2 separate regions of the Homo sapiens genome follow, and region 2 is linked to region 1. The links are chromatin contacts, found by Hi-C or POLR2A ChIA-PET in ENCODE. All regions are on one chromosome and are shown on one strand. Each heading gives the region's core, a stretch centred on a gene start or an enhancer-like site at or near the end of the contact. The rest is flanking DNA. Distances are from core to core; before and after follow the strand shown. Region 1 overlaps DIS3L2 (DIS3 like 3'-5' exoribonuclease 2). Region 2 overlaps DIS3L2 (DIS3 like 3'-5' exoribonuclease 2).

The links. Hi-C counts contacts between places; a loop is a spot of excess contacts on that map. ChIA-PET counts read pairs that join two places held with the same protein, here RNA polymerase II (POLR2A). Pooled maps may share reads with other maps.
Region 2: a map with no recorded cell type shows a loop between it and region 1 (6-fold over the local background). The contact joins two enhancer-like sites. A Hi-C loop is called at or near these places in 7 of 168 maps with a recorded cell type or tissue (CD4-positive, alpha-beta T cell, CD8-positive, alpha-beta T cell, endothelial cell of umbilical vein and 2 more), 1 of 37 single-sample maps with no recorded cell type and 8 of 50 pooled maps. POLR2A ChIA-PET finds 5 or more read pairs at or near these places in 10 of 52 experiments (CD4-positive, alpha-beta T cell, CD8-positive, alpha-beta T cell, MCF 10A and 6 more).

What each region holds. Positions count from the first base shown.
Region 1 is chr2:232,274,941-232,279,246 of GRCh38, reverse strand. All of the region lies in intron 13 of DIS3L2 (DIS3 like 3'-5' exoribonuclease 2), which reads right to left. Among named protein-coding and RNA genes, the nearest start is that of ALPP, 100 kb to the left of the region's middle. RefSeq lists silencers at 2,054-2,348, 2,885-2,934, 2,985-3,034 and an enhancer at 1,893-2,408. Within about 2 kb of position 2,699, at least 2 of the 41 ENCODE cell types and tissues checked have a DNase peak (open chromatin) inside an H3K27ac peak, as active enhancers do.
Region 2 is chr2:232,313,840-232,318,456 of GRCh38, reverse strand. The region is part of intron 14 of DIS3L2 (DIS3 like 3'-5' exoribonuclease 2); the gene reads right to left. Among named protein-coding and RNA genes, the nearest start is that of ALPP, 63 kb to the left of the region's middle. RefSeq lists an enhancer at 2,919-3,088. Within about 2 kb of position 2,881, at least 22 of the 41 ENCODE cell types and tissues checked have a DNase peak (open chromatin) inside an H3K27ac peak, as active enhancers do.

The sequences.
Region 1 (4,306 bases), core at 1,450-3,949:
TAGAATTCTCAGCTGGCCATGGTGGCTCACGCCTGTAATCCCAGCACTTTGAGAGGCCGAGGTGGGTAGATCACCTGAGGTCAGGAGTTTGAGACCAGACTGACCAATATGGTGAAACCCCATCTCTATTAAATACAAAAAATAAGCTGGGCGTGGTGGCACATGCCTATAATCCCAACTACTCAGGAGGCTGAGGCAGGAGAATCACTTGAACCCAGGAGGCGGAGGTTGCAGTGAGCCAAGATTGTACCATTGCACTCCAGCCTGGGCAACAAGAGCGAAACTCCATCTCAAAAACAAAAACAAACAAACAAACAAAAAATTGCTGATGAGAATGCAAAGTGGTATAGTCACTTTGGAAAACTGGAAGTTCTTTATGAAGTTAAATATACACTTAACCATATGACCGAGCAATCTTATTCCAAATATTTACCCAAGTAAAATGGAAAAAATGGTCATACAAAAGCCTGTAGGCAAATACAGCATTATTCATATTGCCAAAAACTGGAAACTAGCCAAATATTCTTCAACTGGTAAGTGGATAAACAAACTGTGGTATATCTATACAACAGAATACTACTCTGCAACAAAAGGGAATGACCACTGATACACACAACAACATGGACGACCCTCAAATGCACTTTCATGCTAAGTGAAACAGGCCAGACTTAAAATGCTACCAACGGAATGATTCCATTTGTGTGACATTCTGGAAAGGCAAAACTATAAAGAGGCAAAACAGGTTAATGGTTGCCAGGGGCTGAGGCTAGGGAAGAGGAACTGACTACAGAGGGGCACGTGGGAATTTTCTGGGGTGATGGAATTGTTCTGTATCTTGATTGTGGTGGCAATTACATGACTATACGTGTAGCTTGCAGAACTGTACACTAAAAAGGGTGGATTTTACTGTATGTAAGTATACCTTAGCAGGGAAAAAAGTGCTTTTAGCTAAATGTGGCTGGTAGGTCTAGTGCTTAAGGTATTATAAGATTCTAGTGATACCATATAAAATGGTAAAATGTGCCCTTTCACAGAAATGGCAAAAAGAGGATTGAAGAGTTGATTGAGCCCACAAGCAGGAAAACAAATGCGAGTCAAAGCAATAATGAAACACAATTTCCAATCTATCGTATTAACAAACTCTCAATTTAGTGAGAAGCAGTAACAATGCACTATTGTTTCCTGCTGAGGAAAACCTAAATTAGTCTAACCTTTCTGGAAAATTCAGTCATGTGCTGCATTAAGAAAGTTTTGGCCAACGATGGGCCCCATATCTGCCAGTGGTCCCATAAGATTAGAATACCATATTTTTATTGTGCTTTTCTACGTTTAAGTGTACAAATACATAGCACTTGTTCCAACTGCCTGGAGTATTCAGCACAGTCACATGCTGTACAGGTCTGTAGACTAGGAGCAGCAACTGTGTAAACCACAAAGCCTAGGTGGGTCGTAGGCTATCCCATCTAGGTTAGTCTAAGTACACCCTATGATGTTGCACACTGACAAAATCACTTAACGACATATTTCTCTGAATGTGTCCCTGTCATTAAGCAATGTGTGACTGTAATCTCAAAGTCAAAAGCTCTAAAAATGTACACGTACACGCCTTAGGATATATAGAAAAATGTTATTACTCAGTGATAGGTGAACAATGGCTGCTTTTGGTCAATTTCTAAATTTTTATAAAATAAATATGTATTACTTTTATAATAAAATAATAAAAGGTAGTAAGAAAGAGAAAAGTAGCACAGAAAAAAAAGTTAATTTCCTTCAATCTAGTAATTTTAAGAATGTACTCCTAAGGAAATAATCCAAAATGATTTTTGAATTTTATGCATAAGAGTATTAATTGCAGTGTTATTTATAACAGCAAAAACTGGAAACATTCCAGCTGCACCAACGTTAGCGGGTGTGATGCACTCTGGCCTAGTTATCAAAACAGGATGAAATACTTTGCAGCTCACATTTGCGTGACTTGGGGCGTGATGTTCAGAGCTGCATCCCTTTGCCTTCCTTGCTCCCAAATCTTACCCCATTAAGGAACTCAGCACCACCATGCCTAGGCTGATCCCTCACCACGGAGCTCCCTTCAGGGACCTAGCCAAACCAGACTGTTCTGCTTCCCTGCAGGGGGCAATGAGGCTCACTCTGCCTTGCATTTACATTTCAAATCCTCCCCCACCTCCCAGATCGACTGGAAGTATCATAAAGGAGGCGATGTCTCCATGCCATGGCTGCTGATGGCCACCATCGTTTACTGTAGTCCTTCCAAGTTCACCTCTGTGTTAAAGTAGCTCTTCTGTGAAGACAGAAGTGGGCCCTTTCTCACCATCTGGCCACACAGCTAATCCCTGCTGGGTGCTTGCTATGTGTCAGGCACTGTTCCAAGTGTTTTACGGGTACATCTCATCTAACCTAATATTCCTATAACGTAGGTACTGTTATGCTCTCCATTTCACTGACAAGGAAACTGAGGCACAGAAGAGTTAGAGTCACACAGCTAAGTGAGGGAGTCGGGATCAGAACCCAGGCAGTCTGACCCAGGGTCCATGCTCTTGATCACTACATTCTCTTGTTGCGCAGGAGATGTTCAAATAAACAGTCATTGACTGGAAGCTGGTAGCAACAGGAGAGCTGAGAGTTGGGGCCTGGGGCAGTCTGGAGTGGAAACATGTACCAAAAAGGAACAAGTCTGAGCGAGGCCTCTGGGCAAACAGGACAGAACTCCACAGGGACCAACAAGGTAGTCTTGGCAACCAGGGGTCAGGAATCCCAGCCAGGAAACTAGGCAGCCAGGAGGGTCCAGGAAAGATAGGAGCTCTGCTCCCCTCGAGGTGAGCTCAGCTGTGCTCTGGCATAGCCACCAGGGAGGTGGGTAAGCCTGAGAGCTTGGCTGGCAGGTGGCAGGCAGGAGAATGAAAGGGGAGAGCGCCCTGTTATTTACGGGTCGAAACTGACAGTAGCAAATCAGTTTCAAACTGCCTAATGGCCAAGCCAGCATTCTCAGAGCTCAGTCACAGCTCTCTGTTCAAATGTGCTTCGAAACCAGTAGACTCTGCTATTCATTAGCACATCTTCTTATTTAGGAGGCTACCAGCCTCATGCTGACAAGCAGATAAGAAACCTGTTGGGATTCCCTCCCTGGGTGTTGCCCTCATCTCCATCTACTCTGGCAGATTTCCTTTACCCCAGGAGGTCACGATTCAAGGAGCAATTAAATAATTTCTAATTTGTTTTTAGCATTTCTAGTATAAGAGCAAGTTGCTAGGAGAAAACTTTTAAACAGTTCCCACATTTCTAACTGACTTTGAAAGTGGCCCCTTCAAACCACAGCTGGTGTTACTGTAGAACACGAAAGCAGCCACGTGCACACCTGCTGTCCAGGCTCTTCCTGTGCACCCCTGTCCCATCTGCCTCTACGTCTTCCAGGAGACAGTAAGCCACTCTGAGTGCTGTGACCATGTTCTAACCTTGTCTTTGTCCCGGACACCTAGCAGATTACCTTGTACCTGGTAGATACTAAAAAAACATGTGGGCAATTAAAAAGGTAAATCAAAAGGAATATTTTAAAGTTATAAAATTAAAATAATTTAAAGCTCTTAAATTGTCTTTAGTCTAAAAATATCTGCCATGTCACTTAACAAGGGAATCAAGAAGTATTATAAAGCAAAACAAACCGTGCTACAATACTATCACTCTTTTAAAAATGTGGGAGTTTCTTGAGGAAGAGCAGTACCACATTTTCACCTTGTAGACAATACAATGGGCACAGTGTCCCTGGGCACCCATGGACCTCAGAGGTGACATCAGATCACTGTGAACAGCTCTGAGCTAGCCGAGTGATGCCCCACTAAAGGACTGCATACCTCTTCTGTGCCCAGCACCATGCTAGATTTACAAATCTGAAGGAAGCAACAGTAAGACATCTGCCTTCTTAACAGTTATAGTCAAGAATGCAGGCAGGGAGGAAAATAAAAAGGAGTAAAGAAAGAAAACCGCAAAACAAAACGAATGAAAGCTGATGGTGTTCCGCACCAGGCACCTAGGGGAGAGATGGGGAATGGGGCCAGAGATATTGGAGGAAGAGGAAGTCTATTTGGAGCAGGCTTCTAGAGGGAGTGAGGTGTGTAGGGTTGCGGGGATCAAATGGAGGCCCAGACTCTACAGAGGCAAGGCAGGAGGGAGGAGGAAGGATAGGGGTTAGTGGGAAGCAGGGAACACCCACACCAGGCTACCTGACAGAGGCCCCCAAAGGCTGGGGCACTTAGATTTGATGTAGAAATCCAGTCGTTCTCACAGGCTGGTT
Region 2 (4,617 bases), core at 1,632-4,131, 39 kb before region 1:
TGCTCAGTGCAGTACCTGGCACTAATAGGCGTCCAATAATGTTTGCTGGACAAGCAAACGAATGATGTTTACAACTGGGCCAGAGAACACTTGGCGAAACTGGTCCTCCAACCCACGAGGGTGTGGGCAGACTTCTCAGCGCCCTTCCATGAACTCTGAGGACTTTCCTAGGGGTCGTTTTCTAAGTTTGATGGTGGGAAAGGGCCCATGTGGCACAGAACACAATTCTGAATATAAGGGCTTCCTGAAGATTCTTGCAAGTTACCCTTGTTTGAGCCCAGCTTCCTGGGCACCCCGACCACTACTGGCCTCTGGCCTCTGGCCTCTGTGGAGGCCTGGCCTTGCAGGAGTGGGTTCTCCATTGTGGATCGGCAGCTTCACTTTATAACAGAGCCCAGAGGGCAGCAGCAACTTGCCAGTATTCTTGTATTGCTAAAGTCAGGGGGGAAAGGTAGGGCACTGTCAACCACACACAACCTGGGTAACCTTAGGCAGACTACTTAACCTCTCTAACTTCTTCTACCTACCTCGCAGGGTTATTCTAGTGAGGATTAAATGAGATAAACTTTGTTATCTTATTTAACATTATAAGCTCTGACCTATTGTTAACTATTCCATAAATATTAGTGTTATTATGAAAACCTTCTGCACTGAATTAAGGAGACAATTAATTCAGTGACAATTCAGAGACAATTAGAGGTGTAATTAAAAAATAGAAGAGGCTAGGAGTGGTGGCTCACACCTGTAATCCCAGCACTTTGGGAGGCTGAGGTGAGCAGATCCCTTGAGGCCAGGAATTCGAGACCAGGCTGGCCAACATAGTGAAACCCCATCTCTACTAAAAATACAAAAATTAGCCAGGCGTGGTGGAGGGCACCTGTAATCCCAGCTACCCGGGAGGCTGAGGCACATGAATCGCTTGAACCCGGCAAGCAGAGGTTACAGTGAGCAGAGATCGGGCCACTGTACTCCAGCCTGGGCAACAGAGTGAGACTCTGCCTACCTTCTACCTCCCCACCCCGCCAAAATAGAAGAATGTTAGGAACACAGAACATGAGAGGAAAAAAGAGCAAATACTGCATACTCCCAGGAGACATTTGTCCAGCATCTGCTGAACACCTCTGTGTTCCCAACACTGTGCAGGGGCTGGGATGAAGTGACTGTCCTTGCTCTTGGGCACAGGGAATCAGATCAACACACACTCACTCCCCTACCTCCCAACCCCTGTCCAAATCTTATTAGCATAAAAAGTGGCTTGTTTCCGCAGCACTTACTGCCTGGGCGAGGAAAGCCTTTCACACACATTCTCCACACTCTACCCACAAATGTGTTTCCCTTCCATTGCAAGGACTGTCCATGGGTCATGAAGCCAAGGGTAATAACCTGCCTCCCAGGGCACACAGCGAGGTACTGGTGGTTCTGAGGCTAATGCTGCCTTAAGGATGTGAGAGTTAAGCTCGATGACACTAACAGCTGGGAAATTCACCAGGAAAAAAGCCCAAAGGAATGAAAAGTTCCTTCCTCTTCAGGAACGGTACAATGAAAAATCACAACAATGGTTTCCTAGAAGATTTATGACACAAAAGATAGCGACCAGCTAACTGATCTTTTATCTACACCAAAGACTTAATGACAGGAAACAGATTTAGATTAAACTGGAGGGCTGTTAAACTAAAGAAGAACAATTCAATAATAAGCACAATATCTTGCTTACCTAAAACTTAATCACATTTGATCTTATGTCTTTGAAACATGAAGCAGAACCAGGAAATAGGCAGAAGCAGGGCCTGTGGGCAGCCAGCGCAGAGGTGGGGCCGGGAACCCAAGTGTGCCTCCTGGGAAGTCCTTCCTTCCCACCTCACTCAGAGCCTTTCCTCCCATTGAACAGAATCCTAACAGCTTGCCTCGGCTTCCTCACAGATTCCACGCTCCCCACAAAGCCTCATGCTTGGAGTGGCTGGAGAGGGTGCTACAGGTTCTCCGGACAGCCACGGAGAAGTGACAACTGGCCCTGACTGTAAAGGCAGAGACAAAGACAGGGCAGGGCCCCAGCAAAATCAGTGAAAATACACAGCATTGTGTGGACATCTAGTGTGGAGGCGAATGACACTGTGGAGTACAGGGGACCCCATTAAAGAACAGGACATAATCGTAAGGAACAAGGTTTTGGCGCCTGGAAGAATAAATCCTCTCTGTAGAATGACTCCTTCCTTCTTATTCTAGGTAGCACAAACATTAACAGATTTATAGAACAACAAAGGCTGTGCTGGAAGCTGATGAGCCGCTGCCCAGGAGGCTACTGTGAAGCCGCAGTGGCATGCCAGGGCTCGCGAACACACAGACACACCAATGCCAGGGCACTCAGGGAAGGGAGCTGCTGAGAGCGGGGTCCCCGACCCCAGGTGATGAGCCATGTCCTCTGCCATCTCTGCTACCCATTCATCACAGTCTACTCTCCAGTTTGGCACCTACCCCCTACTGGTAACCCGGGCTTGGAGGGTGGACCCTGGGTCTCACCTAGCTTTGGGGTAGGTGTGGGGTCACATGGGGTTGGCTTGGGGGTAGCCCAAAGTCAGTGGAATGATCTATGTTGTTCATCTCAGCCAGGCCTTGCTGTGTTGGGCTTTCAGAGCAGCTGCGGAAGTTGGCCACTTCCTCTTGCTTAATTCAGTGGGCATGAGCTGGGCGCTTGCTCTGAGTCACTCTACGAAATCTTTTCGCAGCTGTGTTCCGGCCATCAGAGAAGCATCCGCAGAACAGACAGCAAACATGTTCTTCTTCAATACGTGAAGCAGCCACTAGGCGATTTATAGCCATTGATAGCCTGTGCCTGTCATCAAGCACAGCAATTCCTTCAGGCTCTAGAGGCTTCCTGCCCAACCACCAAGAAAAAGCCACAAAGCCTCAGAGAGCTGGGAGTGGCAGTGAAGACAGATCAGAAACACTACCCCACAGATAGCACAGCCAAAAGCTAAGAGAGCCAAGCACATCTGGTTACCTGCCAGGCAGCCACAGAAGATGACAACCATGGGCACCTTTCTTCAGGCTCAAACCCAACATGCAGTCCTATGACCTGTTTCTTTTATGGGCTAACCTCCTTGAGAGTATATCTCAGACCTCTGTGGCCTGAGCCTGGGCTCTGGGCTTTCAGTACCGGAGTGAGGGTTTTTACAGCAGAGACATTTGCTACTTTAAGTACCTGAATATGCCCTGGGTCTGGGCCAGCACACCGGTATGGGGGTGGGGAGGGCTGGAGGCGCTCACCCCACTTGCCAGGAATTGAGTGTCCCTGTTCATCAAACAGGGACCTGGCCTGAATATCACAGTCTCTTCTAGAACTCCTTGAAGTCTTGGGAAGGGGCAAGCCTCCTTGGGTTTAAAGACCGCCTGGCAGTACTATCTGCTTAAAAAGCTTAGCATGAGGGACCAGAGAGCTGGCTTCCCCCTGGGGATGCAAACCTGTGGTTGGAGAAATACCCAGAGAGGCAGAGAGAGAAACGAGTCATTCCAGGACCTTCTGAGAAAGGTATGGATGTGGCAGGTACAGATATACGGAAAACAAAAATGGTCATTCTCACCGACCCTCTGTCACTGGTAAGAACACATCTTCATGTGCTATAAAGTAACTGGGAAAGAAAATCAAAGAGCTCCGAGTCATGCTGGATTGCTGCAGCGCCAGGAGGCTCCCCAGAATGGAGGGAGCTGCAGTCCATCGCAAAAACATGAAGAAAGCAAATGGCAACGTGACAGACAGGAAATCTTATTCAAGAAAGGGAAAGTGTTAGCTGCTTAATGTAACTCTATGTTAAATCGACAATGAAAACATTTACTCTTTAAGGTCTTTAAGAGTTTTGAAATATCTAGTTTTGAGAGTTCCTGGTGTTCTAGAATTTTCTGTCTCATAGGGAAATCTCTTGGGGCATCCATGGGTATTTGGGCTGCAAAAGGTGGAGTGTGAGAATAGTGAGGGGCATTCTCGGGCTAGGGAGCTCCCTTCAGCCCCAGGGCCCTGAGGCCTCCGGGGCCTGCTCGGTTTGGGTCTCGACCCTCTCTGTCCTCTTCATTCCTCCAAGTCTCAGCGAAAGGGATTCTGTGAACCCATGTAGGATGCATAACCCTCAAAATGGGACAGCTGAGACTCTACAGGGCTTAAAAATATAGGATCTACCTTGCAACCTGAGCAGCCCGCCCAGGAGGAAAGCCTTCAATCCTACCTCCCAGCACCAGACAACAGGCGACAGAATGACAGCACAGGCTGGAGAATGCCCTATACTGGGCCCAGTGGGTGCTGGGCCGGTGCTGAGGAGGGCTGCAGCCCTTTAGGGCCACAGGCAGGCCCAGAGGGCTCCTTTCCATGGCAATGGAAATCAGGGAAAGGTGGGATGGGGCAGGTGATAGTGTCATATGGTTTGGCTCTGTGTCCCCACCCAAATCTCATCTTGTAGCTCCCATAATTCCTATGTGTTGTGGGAGGGACGTGGTGGGAGATAACTGAATCACGGGGGCAGGTCTTTCTCATGCTGTTCTCATGATAGTGAATGGGTCTCACAAGATCTGATGGTTTTAAAAATGGGAGTTTCTCTGCACATGCCCTCTCTTGGCCTGCTGCCATCCTTG